2 separate regions of the Homo sapiens genome follow, and region 2 is linked to region 1. The links are chromatin contacts, found by Hi-C or POLR2A ChIA-PET in ENCODE. All regions are on one chromosome and are shown on one strand. Each heading gives the region's core, a stretch centred on a gene start or an enhancer-like site at or near the end of the contact. The rest is flanking DNA. Distances are from core to core; before and after follow the strand shown.

Region 1 (6,940 bases), core at 4,354-6,853:
TCCTCCGTGATACAAGGAGGGTTCATCATATGCAAATCAATAAATGTGACACACTGCATTAACAGAATGAAACACAAAAACCATATGATCATCTCAATAGATATAGAAAAAGCGTTTAACAAAATTCAACACCCTTTCATGATAAAAACTCTCAACAGATTATGTATAGAAGGAATATACCAAAATACAATAAAGGCCATTCAGGACATGGCCACAACTAAAATCATACTCAATGGTGAACAGTCGAAAGCTTTTCCTCTAAGATCAGGAACAAGACAAAGATGCCAAATCTCACCACTTCTTTTTGACATAGTACTGTCTTAGCCAGAGCAATTAGGCAAGAGAAAGAAAGAAAAGGCATCCAAATAAGAAAGAAGTCAGATTGTCTCTGCAGATGACATGACCTTTTATATAGAAAATCCTAAAGAATCCACAAAAATACTAAAACTAATACATTCAGTTTATCGGTTGCAAAGTTGCAGGATACAAAATCAACATACAAAAACCAGTAGCATTTCTTTCTATGTACTAACAACTACCTAACTGATGAAAGTAAGAAAATAATCCCATTTACAATAGCAACAAAAATAGAATTCTTAGGAATAAAACTTTACCAAGGAGGTGAAAGATCTGTACACTAAAAACTATGAAACACTGATGAAAGGGGCCGGGTGCGGTGGCTCACACCTTATAATCCCAGCACTTTGGGGGGCTGAGGCGGGTGGATCACCTGAGGTCAGGAGTTTGAGACCAGCCTGGCTAACATGGGGAAACCTGGTCTCTACTAAAAATATAAAAAATTAGCAGGGTGCAGTGGTATGTGCCTGTAATCCCAGCTACTTGGGAGGTTGAAGCAGGAGAATCACTTGAACCCAGGAGGCAGAGGTTGCAATGGGCAGAGATTGTGCCACTGCACTCCAGCCTAGATGACGGAGCAAGACTGCCTCAGAAAAAAAAAAAAAATTGGTGAAAGAATTTAAAAAAAACACAAATAAATGAAAAGTTATGTGTTTATGGATTGAAAGACTTAATATTGTTACAATGTCAAAATTACCCAAAGCAATCTACAGATTCAACATAATCCCTCTCAAACTTCCAATGTAATTTTTCACAGAAATAAAAAAAAAATCCTTAAATTTGTATGACCACTAATGATTTCTAAAAGCCAAGACAATCTTGTGCAAAAAGAACAAGGCTGGACACATCACATTCCCTAATTTCAAAATACATTATAAAGATGTGATAATCAAAACAGCATGGTAATGGCATAAAAACAGACACATACCAGTGGAACAGAATAGAGAGCCCAGATGTAAATTCAAATCGTTATAGTTAATTGAATTTCAACAAAGATGCCAAGAACATACAATGAGGAAAGGATAATCTCTTCAATAAATGGTGTTGAGAAATTGGATAGCCACATGCAGAAGAATGAAATTAGGCCCTTATCTCATACCACATACAAAAATCAAATCAAAATGGATTAAAGACTTAAATGTAAGACCTGAAACTAAAACTACTAGAAGAAAATGGGAAAAGCTCCACAACATTGGTCTCTGGGCAATGATTTTTTGGATATGACCCCAAAAGCACAGGTAACAAAAGCAAAAATAGACCAACGGAACTACATCAAACCAAAAAGTGTCTGCACAGCAAAGGAAACAATCAACAGAGTGAAGAGAAAACCTATGAAATGGGAGAAAATATTTAATAGCAAAAAAACAAATAACCCAATGAAAAAATGGGCTAAGGACCTGAAGAGATATTTCTCAAAAGAAGACACAAATAGCCAACAAGCATATGAAGAAAACACTCAATATCACTAATCATCAGGGAAATACAAATTAAAACCACAAGGAGATATCTCACACCTCTCAAAATTTTGGCTATTACAAAAAAGATGAGAGATAGTAAGTACTGGCAAGGATGTGGAGAAAAGGGAACTCTTACACACTGTTGGTGGGAATGTAAATTAGTACAGCCATTATGGAAAACAAAGTGGAGGTTCCTCAAAAAACTAAAAATAGAACTAACATACATATGATCCAGAAATCCCACTACTGAGTATATATCCAAAGGAAGTGAAATCAATATGTCAAAGAGATATCTGTACTCCCATGTTCATTGCAACACTATTCACAGTAGCCAAGATATGGAATCAACCTAAGTGTCCATCAAACAGATGAATGGGTAAAGAAAATGTAATATATACATACAAAGGAATACTATTCAGCCTTTAAAAAGAAGGAAATTCTGTCACTTGTGAAAACATGGTTGAGCATGGGCGACATTATGGTAAGTGAAATAAGCCACGCAAAGAAAGACAAATACCACATGGTCTCCCTTACGTGTGGACTCTAAAAAAGTCAAACTTACAGTGGGGTACGGTGGCTCACACCTATAATTCCAGCACTTTGGGAGGTGGAGGTGAGGAAACTGCTTGAGCAAGACCACGTCTCTATGCAGAATTTAAAAATTAGCCAAGTGTGTTGGCATGTGCCTGTAGTCCCAGCTACTTGAGAAGCTGAGGTAAGAGGACAGCTTGAGCCCAGGAAGTAGAGGCTGCAGTGAGCCAAGATCACGCCACTGCCTTTCAGCCTGGGTGACAAAACAAGACCCTGTCTTTAAAAAAAAAAAAAAAAAAAAAAAAGGCCTGGCACAGTGGCTCACACCTGTAATCCCAACACTTTGGGATGCCGAGGCGGGTGGATCACGAGGTCAAGAGATCGAGACCATCCTGGCCAACATGGTGAAACCCCATCTCTACTAAAAATACAGAAAATTAGCTGGGCATGGTGGCGTGCACCTGTAGTCTCAGCCTGAGGCAGGAGAACTGCTTGAATCCAAGAGGCGGAGGTTGCAGCGAGCCAAGATTGGGCCTTTGCACTCCAGCCTGGTGACAGAGCGAGACTCTGTCTCAAAAAAAAAATAAATAAATAAGTCTAACTTATAGAAAAAGAGAGTAGAATGTTGGTTACCAAAGGCTAATGTTGGTTACTGAAAAGTAGAATGTTGGTTACCAAAGGGTTGAGGGAGAGAGGAAATGTTGGGTCAAAAGGTATAAAGTTTCAGTTAGATAGAGGGAAATGTTTTGAGATCTATTGCACAGCAGGGTAACTACAGTCAATAATAATGTATATTTCAAAATAGCTGAGAGTAAATTCAAATATCTTAACATGAAAAAGATATGATATATGTTAATTAGCTTGATTTAATCATTCCATATTGTGTAAATATATTAAAACATCACATTGTACCCTATAAATATATACAGTTATGATGTCGATTAAAAATAATATAAATTTTTAAAATGTCTTTAAAACATTAAAAAACTTTGTAGTATCACAAATAAAACAGAGGGCAATTCTATACTCATATACTTTTGATTAAAACAATGCATTTAAAGCATTCTCAGTTAAAACAGCAAGAATAATCTCATTAAACCTTTTAACCACTCCAGCAGGTACCACTGTTATTCTAATTTACAAAGGAGAAAACTGACAATTAGAAACTTTTCCAAAGAGACCAAAGTAGCTGATGGCTAGGCCAGGTCTAGCAAACATATAACTTGACACATAATAATAGCTCAATAAATGGAAGTCATAATTATTTTTCAACTACTAGATCAATCTCAGGATTAAGAGAGAAGGAAATCATTCTAGAGCCATTTTCTATTTGAAAAAAAAAGTAGAAGAAAATAGAAATATGCTCAAAATAGAAGAGTAGTTGAGTAAAGAAAAATCTTCTGAATGGGAATTAGAGAGTAAAACATATATAATTTTCCAACGCTAAAAGAAAAAAAGACACTATTATATGATCAATCCATAGCCAGAAAGGCAGAAAAAGCAGGAACAGAAACAGATGCATGCAACAGCCTTTTACTAAACCCAAAGGAGACTTTGGATATCTATTATCTATAATCTATTATAGATAGGTAGATAATAGATATCTATATATTATGTATCTCTAACCTGTTATCTCCCTCCCTCTGTCCCTCCCCAAGGAAGACTTTGTCTCTAAAGCATTTAGAATCATATAAAAAATTAACCTTAAATCTAAGACAAAGGGGATATGGATTAAATTAAGCATGTTTAATAATAGTTAAGTTTGGAAAAGTTATTTTATTCCCAGGTGCTTTTAATTCTGAAAATTTGTCTCTAATTGTATATTTATAAATACAGTGGTTAATAATTTTAGTTTCTTCTCATGCTCAGCTATTTTTACATTTTTTAAATAATAGTTTTGTTATATTCTTAATTATCCGTTCCAGAAATATGGCTATCTGGATCACAAAGCCATTTACAAGGTACTGCCATCCATCTGGTAATGGTAGGAGGAAATAAACGTTTTGAGTTCTGACTTTTCAACGTCCACCTTTTATATAAGAACAGAAATGCCAAGCATACAAAAAAGTGTACTGAATGGTGAAAGATTAGAGTACACAGCAGAGGCTAAAGTCTATGTTCCAGGGACACAGTCAACACTTGATAAATGTTTGTTGGCACAGGGAGGGAGGGAGGGAGGGAGGGAGGAAGGGGTAGGAAAAAGAAAGGAGATTCAAAGGAGATAACCACACACAGAAATTCCGAGATGGAAAGGGGAAGTTAAGAAGTTTAATTAGAATGTGTATTTTGTGTAAGTAAGGCAATATGTGCCAAGAGAGGTGTGGTCAAACACTTACCTTAACCCATTAGGGAACAACTTCTTGTAGTCAACATTTATTATACTGATATTGTTTTTAGCAAGGGTTTCAATGGATACTAAACGGCCCACATGCTGAAAACCAGGAGCCACGGACCTGACGTATTGCCTATCATGAGCTGGCAACCAAAAAATCTCTAAGGAGAAACAAGAAGTCCCTCAGTAGATAATCAGCTATCCAGGTACGAACAGCCCCATAGAGAATGGAGGGAGCTCCATTCCAGCACAGGTAGTATTCTACAGAGAGTAGAGAGAGAGAGTCTAGTCCTTGGTGAAAGAGTCAACATGGGCTAGTATTTTCTTTGTTTTGTTTTGTTTTTGAGATGGAGTCTCGCTCTGTCGCCCAGGCTGGAGTGCAGTGGCACAATCTTGGCTCACTGTAAGCTCCGCCACCCGGGTTCATACCATTCTCCTGCCTCAGCCTCCCAAGTAGCTGGGACTACAGGCGCCCGCTACCACACCCGGCTAATTTTTTGTATTTTTATTGTATTTTGTATTTTTAGTAGAGATGGTGTTCCACCGTATTAGCCAGGATGGTCTCGATCTCCTGACCTCATGATCCGCCCGCCTCGGCCTCCCAAGTGCTGGGATTACAGGCGTGAGCCACCGCGCCCAGCCCTGGGCTAGTATCTTCTAATGAACTCTTATAATGGGGCTTTCACTAGGGCTACTCTGGAGCTGAGTTTTCTCATGACCTCTCCATTTACCAGTTAACATCAAGTGTCAAGGGCCTACTGTGTACACAAAGACTCATACAAGCAAAGTAGATTAGTTGATAGATATGGGTGAATAGTGAGAATCAAAAACATCTTTCTGGTTAATGATGTTAAAAATCATCTTTGAGGCTGGGTGTGGTGGCTCATGCCTGTATTCTTAGCACTTTGGAAGGCCGAGGCAAGAGGATCCCTTGAGCCCAAGAGTTTGAGACAGGCCTGGGCAACATAGGGAGGCCCTGCTTCTATTTTATTTAAAAAAAATCATCTTTGAGAGGAGTCATTTCCTGCCAACAGAGATGCTATTATGACTCATCTATGAAATACTTCCATTTGTAAAAAGACTTATAATTGTTTCACTCACAGCACTCCCATATTCTGAGAATTTATGGGATTTGGAACAACTGACTGCCCAAATGCAGAGTTGCTTCTGAAAAACATTACGAGCAAATCTCTGCTCAAATAAGAACCAGCTCTCCTTTCTATATCATTCATCATGCCAAGTCTTCAAAGCCTTAATGTTACCCAGGCTCTTTCTAATGGATCTATGTTGGTGTGGTGCAGGTCACATTAGATAGTTATTACACATATTCCTCTTTAACAGGGTGCTGACATTTCATTTGGTTTGGAATAGCAAACAGCCTCAATGATTTTCCCCACTGAGATAAATTTAACTGGGTCATTCCTAGATTACCACATGTAGCTGTATAAGTAACAATCTTCATTTCCATAGGAAGTAAAATTACTTAAGGATCCCAGGGTAGATGTACAAGGTAGGTCAAGTTCAACTACTGTGCTCCTAGGACATGCTACCCACCTCCCAACCTATGTCATAAATACTGAGATAGACTTACCAGATGTTGCTCGATTTTAGAGGCAAGGATCACGCTTACTACTTGGCGGACAAATGTGTGTCTGAGAGGATGTTTTGGTGGAGGGCGATGAAGATCAAATATCACAAATTTTCTTTCCTTCTCTGCAAGTGTCAATAAATCAGCTAGTGTTGGAATTGACTGATTTCTTGCTCTTTCTTTATCTGCCTCTGATAGAGGTTTCATATTGTAAAATGGCCTGAGCTAGAAACAAATACATCAAAAAATACATAAAAGCACTTTCCAGTTCTCCTACTATGTAGCCACACATCCAGCTCTACCTCAGTTGCTCCATTATCATTCAATCCATCAGGCCCTCTGAAGTACTAATCCTAGAAAACAGGTGACAAGGAGAGAAATAAAATGTAATCATCATCAATAATTACAGTGTTTGGAATGGTCTCTTCTATATCCTACAACCTGTTGTATTTGCACTGAAGGTCATGTTCTTATCCTGACCTTCCTTTCCAGCCTTCTCTCCCATAAGTCAAGATAATACATCCCTTTTCAGTCACGCTGGCTTCCTACATGGGCTCCCGCTATTCTAGTTTTGTGTAATAGGAAGAACACATGCTTTGGCTTCAACTGAATTTAATACCAGCTCTACCCCTCCCTTGACTTCCTTGCCATATCCACTTGTTAAAATCCTACCCT
Region 2 (6,676 bases), core at 144-2,643, 300 kb after region 1:
GATGGATGGATGACTCAATCTCTGTCTTTAGATCCCTAGAAGAAGAGACACTTGTTTGTTCTATATATACATTTTTTCATTTCTTTTAATTTTTTAATTTTTTATTTTTGTGGGTACATAGTCAGTGTATATATTTGTTTCCTTCCCTCCCTTCCTTCCGTTCCTTTGTTCCTTCCTTCCTTCCTCTCTTTCTCTCTCCCTTCCTTCCCTTCCCTTCCTCCTTCCCTCCCTCCTTCCCTTCCCTTCCCCTTCCTTCCTTCCTTCCTTCCTCTCTCTCTCTTTCTTTCTTTCTTTCTCTTTCTTTCTCTCTCTCTCTTTCTTTCTCTCACTTTGTTGCCCAGGCTGCAATCGCGGTTCACTCCAACCTCTGCCTCCCAGGTTCAAGCCATCCTCCCACCTCAGCCTCCTGAGTAACTGGGCACGCACCACTGCACCCGGCCAGTTCTTGTATTTTTTGTAGAGATGGGGTTTTGCCACATTGTCCAGGCTGGTCTCAAACTCCTGGGCTCAAGGGATCCACCTGCTTTGGCCTCTTAAAGTGCTAGGCGTGAGTCACCACACCTGGCCTTGTCCTATATATTTCTAAAGAATACATTTGAGACCAGGAAGTGCAGTATTAATCTCTCTTTGTTATTTTATTTTTATTTTTTTGAGATGAGGTCTTGCTCTGTTGCTCAGGCTGAAGTGCAGTGGCACAATCATGGCTCACTGCAACCTCTGCCTCCTGGGCTCAAGCCATCGTCCCACCTCAGCCACCTGAGTAGCTGGGACTACAGGCATGTGCCACCATGTCCAACTAATTTTTAAATTTTTTTTATTGGCAGGGTCTCACCATTTTGCCCAGGCTGGTCTTGAATCCCTGGGCTCAAATGATCAGCCCACCTCAACCTCCCAAAGTGCTGGAATTACAGGCATGAACCGCCTGCCCTGGCCTCTTTGTTATTTTGATCAGAGAAAGTGGGTTTGGCTAAACGAAGTCCAGGCTCTTGGGGAGAAGCCCTTGGGAAGAATAGAAGTGAAAAGGAGGCTTCTCTGAGCCAGTCAAACGCTCTCCAGATCTTCAGACTCTGCTGTTCTCACATCCCTAGGCCCAGATACACTTAGTTTCTTTCTGGAGTAGGTAGAAGCTACAAGGAAGCAGTTTTCACATAAAATCAAGAACGATATTCTAATAAACTGACCACACATGGAAAAAGTGCTTCGAAAAAAGGGAGTTTCTCATCACCAGCCCCTGAGATGGAAGAAATATTGCCATAGTTGTTGTTATGTCAGGGAGGGAATTCTAGCTTTGAATTGGTAGTTAGATGAGAAAAACTCCTTTCAGCCTGAGATTTTGTGACTTCATTTATGAGACACTCACGCTCTCACAACTAGGCTTTCGACTGCCACCTAGAGGCTTACTTATGGAAAAGAGAATAAATATTACTACAAATCTGAACCCGAAGAGAACGCTGTTCTTCTTCATTTTGAATTTTCAACTCCGCTTGGGCCTACAGGCATCCCTTCCCTAGGTATTTCTAAGGGCAGAATCTCATAACAGACTAAATGTTATGCTCTTGCAATATCAACACAACTCAACACAGCTACAGGGCAAGGACAGAAACACAGAGGAAGCGTCTTCTCTTTCTCAGCCTCAGAGATAAGGAAGCAAGTAATATACACGACAAAATAAATTACAATGTGAGTTAGACTTTGCCAAACAGCTAATGCAGGTGATTATTGCCATGAAAGTTGAGTCAATGAAGGGATCCCTGTGGTCTGGGGTGGAAGGGCTTTTGGGGAGGGAGTAGAATTAGAGCTAGCTCTTGATGAAGAAATAACCTGGGGAAGGTAAGATGGAGCAGGAACAGATGGAGGTGAGTGTAGCTAAACAGCGTAGGCTTTGGAGTCCAAAAGACTGCATCAAATTCTGAACTGTCTTCACTAGCTGTGACTTTAGCTACTCTCTTAAAGTCTCTGAGCAGCAGCTTCCTCCTCTTATAATGGGGATATGCTCACCTTTCTTGAAAGCATGTTGTTTGGATTAGAGATAATATATGTAAAGTAGCACAATAATAAACACTCACATTGTTGTTGGCATTGCTGTGGATTAGACACCGGGGTGGACCTGGTATGGGCTGAGCCTTTGTGGAAGCACATGAAGTGAGGCCAAGGCAGTGTCGAGTGCTGAGAGAACCCATGACTAGGAGTCAGCAGACCTCAGTTTGAGTTCTTGATTTCATGTCACCAGGCAAATCACTTTCATTTTCTCCAGGCTTGTCTTTCGCATCTGTACAGTGAGGGTATTGGTCTGGAGAAATAATTCTCTACCCTGGCTACTTAGTACATGAGGAGACTGAAAATCACCTGGTGACCATTGAACAGGCCCCAGAGAAAAAGCTCCTTACCTGAGAATTTAGAATTTAGAAGGGAGCAAATAGCACCTGGTGACCATCAAACAGGCCATCCAGAGGCAAAACTCCTTATCTGGGGAAAATTAGATGTAATTAGACTTCCCTACTTTCCAAAGCAGGTATCTGGTTCCTCTGGTTTTTGGTAAAAGATGTGCTCTGGATTACCTCCTAGCTGAAGAGGGAGGAGTCTTTGCTGTCATCAACAAAACCTGTTGCACCTACATTAATGTGTCCGGAGAAGTGGAAACTGATGTCCAAGAAATTTTCAAACAAGCTAAATGACTACACACACTTTCCCAAAGTAACCAAGACTGGACCAAAACTTTTACTAATTGGTTTCCAAAAATCACTTGGCTTCTCCCATTCCTTGGACCTTTGTTCCTTGTCATTCTTCTTTTAATATCTGATCCCTGCTTTTTTTTTTTAACATGCTCATTAAATTTATATCTTCCAGATTGCAAAGATTCCACCTACAGATGGCTATGCAATCCCAATACCAGCCTGTAACAGCAACTTCCATTTGCATGGGGCCTTTTGATGGAACCCGGTTTTCCCTGTCCTGAACGAGTTTTTCGTGACCCTTCATTCCCTTCATGACAGAGCAAGAAAGGAAAAAATGCAACCTATCCCTTCAATGCCCCCTTTCAGCAGGAAGTAACCAGACTCCACACTCCTCTTCACTGTGGTGTTTTCCCTTTCTTGAGACCCCAATTGTCAGGCCTGAGCCCAAGCTAAGTGATCATATCCCCTGCGACCTGCACATATATATCCAGATGGCCTGAAGCAACTGAAGAACCACAAAAGAAGTGAAAATAGCCAGTTCCTGCCTTAACTGATGGCATTCCACCACTGTGATTTGTTCCTGCCCCACCCTAACTGACCAATTGACCTTGTGACATTCCTTCTCCGGGGCAATGAATCTCAGGAGCTCCCCACCAAGCATCTTGTGACCCCCACTCCTGCCCACAAGAGAACAACCCCCTTTAACTGTAATTTTCCACTACCTACCCAAATCCTATAAAACTGTCCCACCCCATCTCTCTCCCTTTGCTGACTCCTTTTTCAGATTCGCCCACCTACGCCCAGGTGATTAAAAAGCTTTATTGCTCACACAAAGACTGTTTGGTGGTCTCTTCACACGGACGCATGTAACATTTGGTGCTGAAGACCTGGGACAGGGGGATTCCTTCAGGAGACTGGTCCCCTGTCCTCGCCCTCACTCCTTGAGGAGATCCACCTACGACCTTGGGTCCTGAAATCAGCCCAAGGAACATCTCACCAATTTCAAATCAGGTAAGTGGTCTCTTCACTCTCTTCTCCAGCCTCTCTCACTACCCTTCAGTCTCCCTGTGCTTCCAATTCCAGCTCTTTTTCCTCTCTAGCAGAGACAAAGGAGACACATTTTATCCGTGAACTCAAAAACTCCAACGTCGGTCACAAATTTAGGAAGACAGTCTTCCCTTGGTGTCTGATCACTGCAGGGATGCCTGCCTTGATCATTCACCCACATTCCATTGGTGTCTGATCACTGCGGGGATGCCTGCCTTGGTCATTTACCCACATTTCCTTGGTGGTAAGTCAACTGTGGGGATGCCTGCTTTGGCTGCTCACCCATATTACAGCCCAGGGCTGCTCACCCCTGCCCTCCACCCTGTGTCTCTACCTTTCTCTTTAGACTTACCTCCTTCACTATGGGCAACTTTCTGCCCTCCATTCCCCCTTCTTCTCCCTTAGCCTGTGTTCTTAAAAACCTAAAACCCCTTCAACTAACACCTGACCTAAAACCTAAACATCTTATTTTCTTCTGTAATACCACTTGGCCCCAATACAAACTCGAAAATAGTTCCAAGTGGCCAGAGAATGGCACTTTCGATTTGTCTATCCTACAAGACCTAGATAATTTTTGTCGAAAATTGGGCAAATGGTCTGAGGTGCCTGACGTCTAAGCATTCTTTACACATTGGTCCCTCCCTAGTCTCTGCTCCCAATATGACTCGTCCCAAATCTTTCTTCTTTCTCTCCTGTCTGTTCCTTCAGGCTCCACCCCAAGCTCTGAGCCCTTTGAATCCTCCTTTTCTACAGACCCATCTGACCTTTCCCCATTCCCCAGGCTGCTCCTCGCCAGGCCAAGCCAGATCTCAATTCTTCCTCAGCCTCTGCTCCTCCACCCTATAATCCTTCTATCACCTCCCCTCCTCACACCCGGTCCGGCTTACAGTTTCGTTCCGTGGCTAGCCCTCCCCTACCTGCCCAACAATTTCCTCTTACAGAGGTGGCTGGAGCTGAAGGCATAGTCAAGGTTAATGCTCCTTTTTCTTTATCCGACCTCTCCCAAATCAGTTAGCGTTTAGGCTCTTTTTCATCAAATATAAAAACCCAGCCCAGTCCATGGCCTGTTTGGCAACAACCCTTAGACACTTTACCACCCTAGATCCAGAGGGGCCAGAAGGCCGTCTTATTCTTAATATGCATTTTATTATCCAATCCACTCCTGACATTAGAAAAAGCTCCAAAAATTAGATTCCGGCCCTCAAACCCCACAACAGGACTTAATTAACCTTGCCTTCAAGGTGTACAATAATAGAGAAGAGGCAGCCGAGCGGCAGTGTATTTCTCAATTGCAATTACTTGCCTCCACTGTGAGAGAAACCCCAGCCACATCTCCAGCACATAAGAACTTCAAAACGCCTAAACCATAGCAGTCAGGCATTCCTCCTGGACTTTTTCCCCCAGGATCTTGCTCCAAGTGCTGGAAATCTGGCCAGTGGGCCAAGGAATGCCCACAGCCTGGGATTCCTCCTAAGCCATGTCCCATCTGTGCAGGACCCCACTGGAAATCAGACTGTCCAACTTGCCCAGCAGCCATTCCTAGAGCCCCTGGAACTCTGGCCCAAGGCTCTCTGACTGACTCCTTCCCAGATCTTCTCGGCTTATCAGCTGAGGACTGACGCTGCCCAATCGCCTCGCAAGCCTCCTGGACCATCACAGACACTTCAGGTAACTGCTACAGTGGAGGGTAAGTCCATCCCTTTCTTAATTGATAAGGAGGCTACCCACTCCACATTACCTTCTTTTCAAGGGCCTGTTTCCCTTGCCTCCATAACTGTTGTGGGTATTGACGGCCAGGCTTCTAAACCTCTTAAAACTCCCCCACTCTGGTGCCAACTTGGACAACATTCTTTTATGCACTCTTTTTTAGTTATCCCCACCTGCCCAGTTCCCTTATTAGGCCGAGTCATTTTAACCAAATTATCTACTTCCCTGACTATTCCTGGGCTACAGCCACATCTCATTGCTGCACTTTTACCCAACTCAAGGCCTCTTTTACATCCTCCCCTTGTATCTCCCTACCTTAATCCATAATTATGGGATACCTCTACTCCCTCCTTGGTGACCAATCATGCATACCTTATCATCCTGTTAAAACCTAATCACCCTTACCCCACTCAATGCCAATATCCCATCCCATGGCATGCTTTAAAAGGGTTACAACTCCCCTATCCTACCTGTCCAAAAACTGGACAAGTCTTGCAGGTTGGTTCAGGATCTTTACCTTATTAATCAAATCATCCTTCCCATCTATCCTATAGTGCCAAACCCATATACTCTCCTATCCTCAATACCTCCCTCCACAACCCATTATTCTGTTCTGGATCTCCAAGATGCTTTCTTTACCATTCCTTTACACCCTTCATCCCAGCCTCTCTTCGCTTTCACTTGGACTAACCCTGACACCCATCAGTCTCAGCAACTTACCTGGGCTGTACTGCTGCAAGGCTTCAGGGACAGCCCTCATTACTTCAGCCAAGCTCTTTCTCATGATTTAATTTATTTCCACCCATGTGCTTCTCACCTTATTCAATATATTGATGACCTTCTACTTTGTAGCCCCTCCTTTGAATCTTCTCAACAAGACACACTCCAGCTCCTTCAACATTTATTCTCCAAGAGATATTGGGTATCCCCCTCCAAAGCTCAAATTTCTTCTCCACCCGTTACCTACTTCAGCATAATTCTTCATGAAAACACATGTGCTCTCCCTGCCGATCATGTCCGGCTAATCTCTCAAACCCCAACCCCTTCTACAAAGCAACAACTCCTTTCCTTCCTGGGCGTGGTTGGATACTTTCGCCTTTGGATACCTGGTTTTGCCATCCTAACAAAACCATTATATAAACTCACAAAGGGAAACCTAGCTGACCCCATAGATCCTAAATCCTTTCCCCACTCCTCTTTCCATTCCTTGAAAACAGCTCTAGAGACTGCTCCCACACTAGCTCTCC

Evidence for each region. Hi-C counts contacts between places; a loop is a spot of excess contacts on that map. ChIA-PET counts read pairs that join two places held with the same protein, here RNA polymerase II (POLR2A).
Region 2: a loop to region 1 is called in a map with no recorded cell type, with 2.2 times the contacts of the local background. The contact joins two enhancer-like sites. A Hi-C loop is called at or near these places in 1 of 37 single-sample maps with no recorded cell type. POLR2A ChIA-PET finds 5 or more read pairs at or near these places in 2 of 52 experiments (PC-9 and WTC11).

The regions. Positions count from the first base shown.
Region 1 is chr11:77,239,013-77,245,952 of GRCh38, forward strand. It overlaps GDPD4 (glycerophosphodiester phosphodiesterase domain containing 4), which reads right to left. Exons shown (of 17, transcript NM_182833.3): 12 at 6,269-6,490; 13 at 4,682-4,836. Among named protein-coding and RNA genes, the nearest start is that of GDPD4, 59 kb to the right of the region's middle. Within about 2 kb of position 5,604, at least 4 of the 41 ENCODE cell types and tissues checked have a DNase peak (open chromatin) inside an H3K27ac peak, as active enhancers do.
Region 2 is chr11:77,547,070-77,553,745 of GRCh38, forward strand. No RefSeq gene overlaps it. Among named protein-coding and RNA genes, the nearest start is that of LINC03030, 21 kb to the right of the region's middle. RefSeq lists an enhancer at 2,074-2,143. Within about 2 kb of position 1,394, at least 4 of the 41 ENCODE cell types and tissues checked have a DNase peak (open chromatin) inside an H3K27ac peak, as active enhancers do.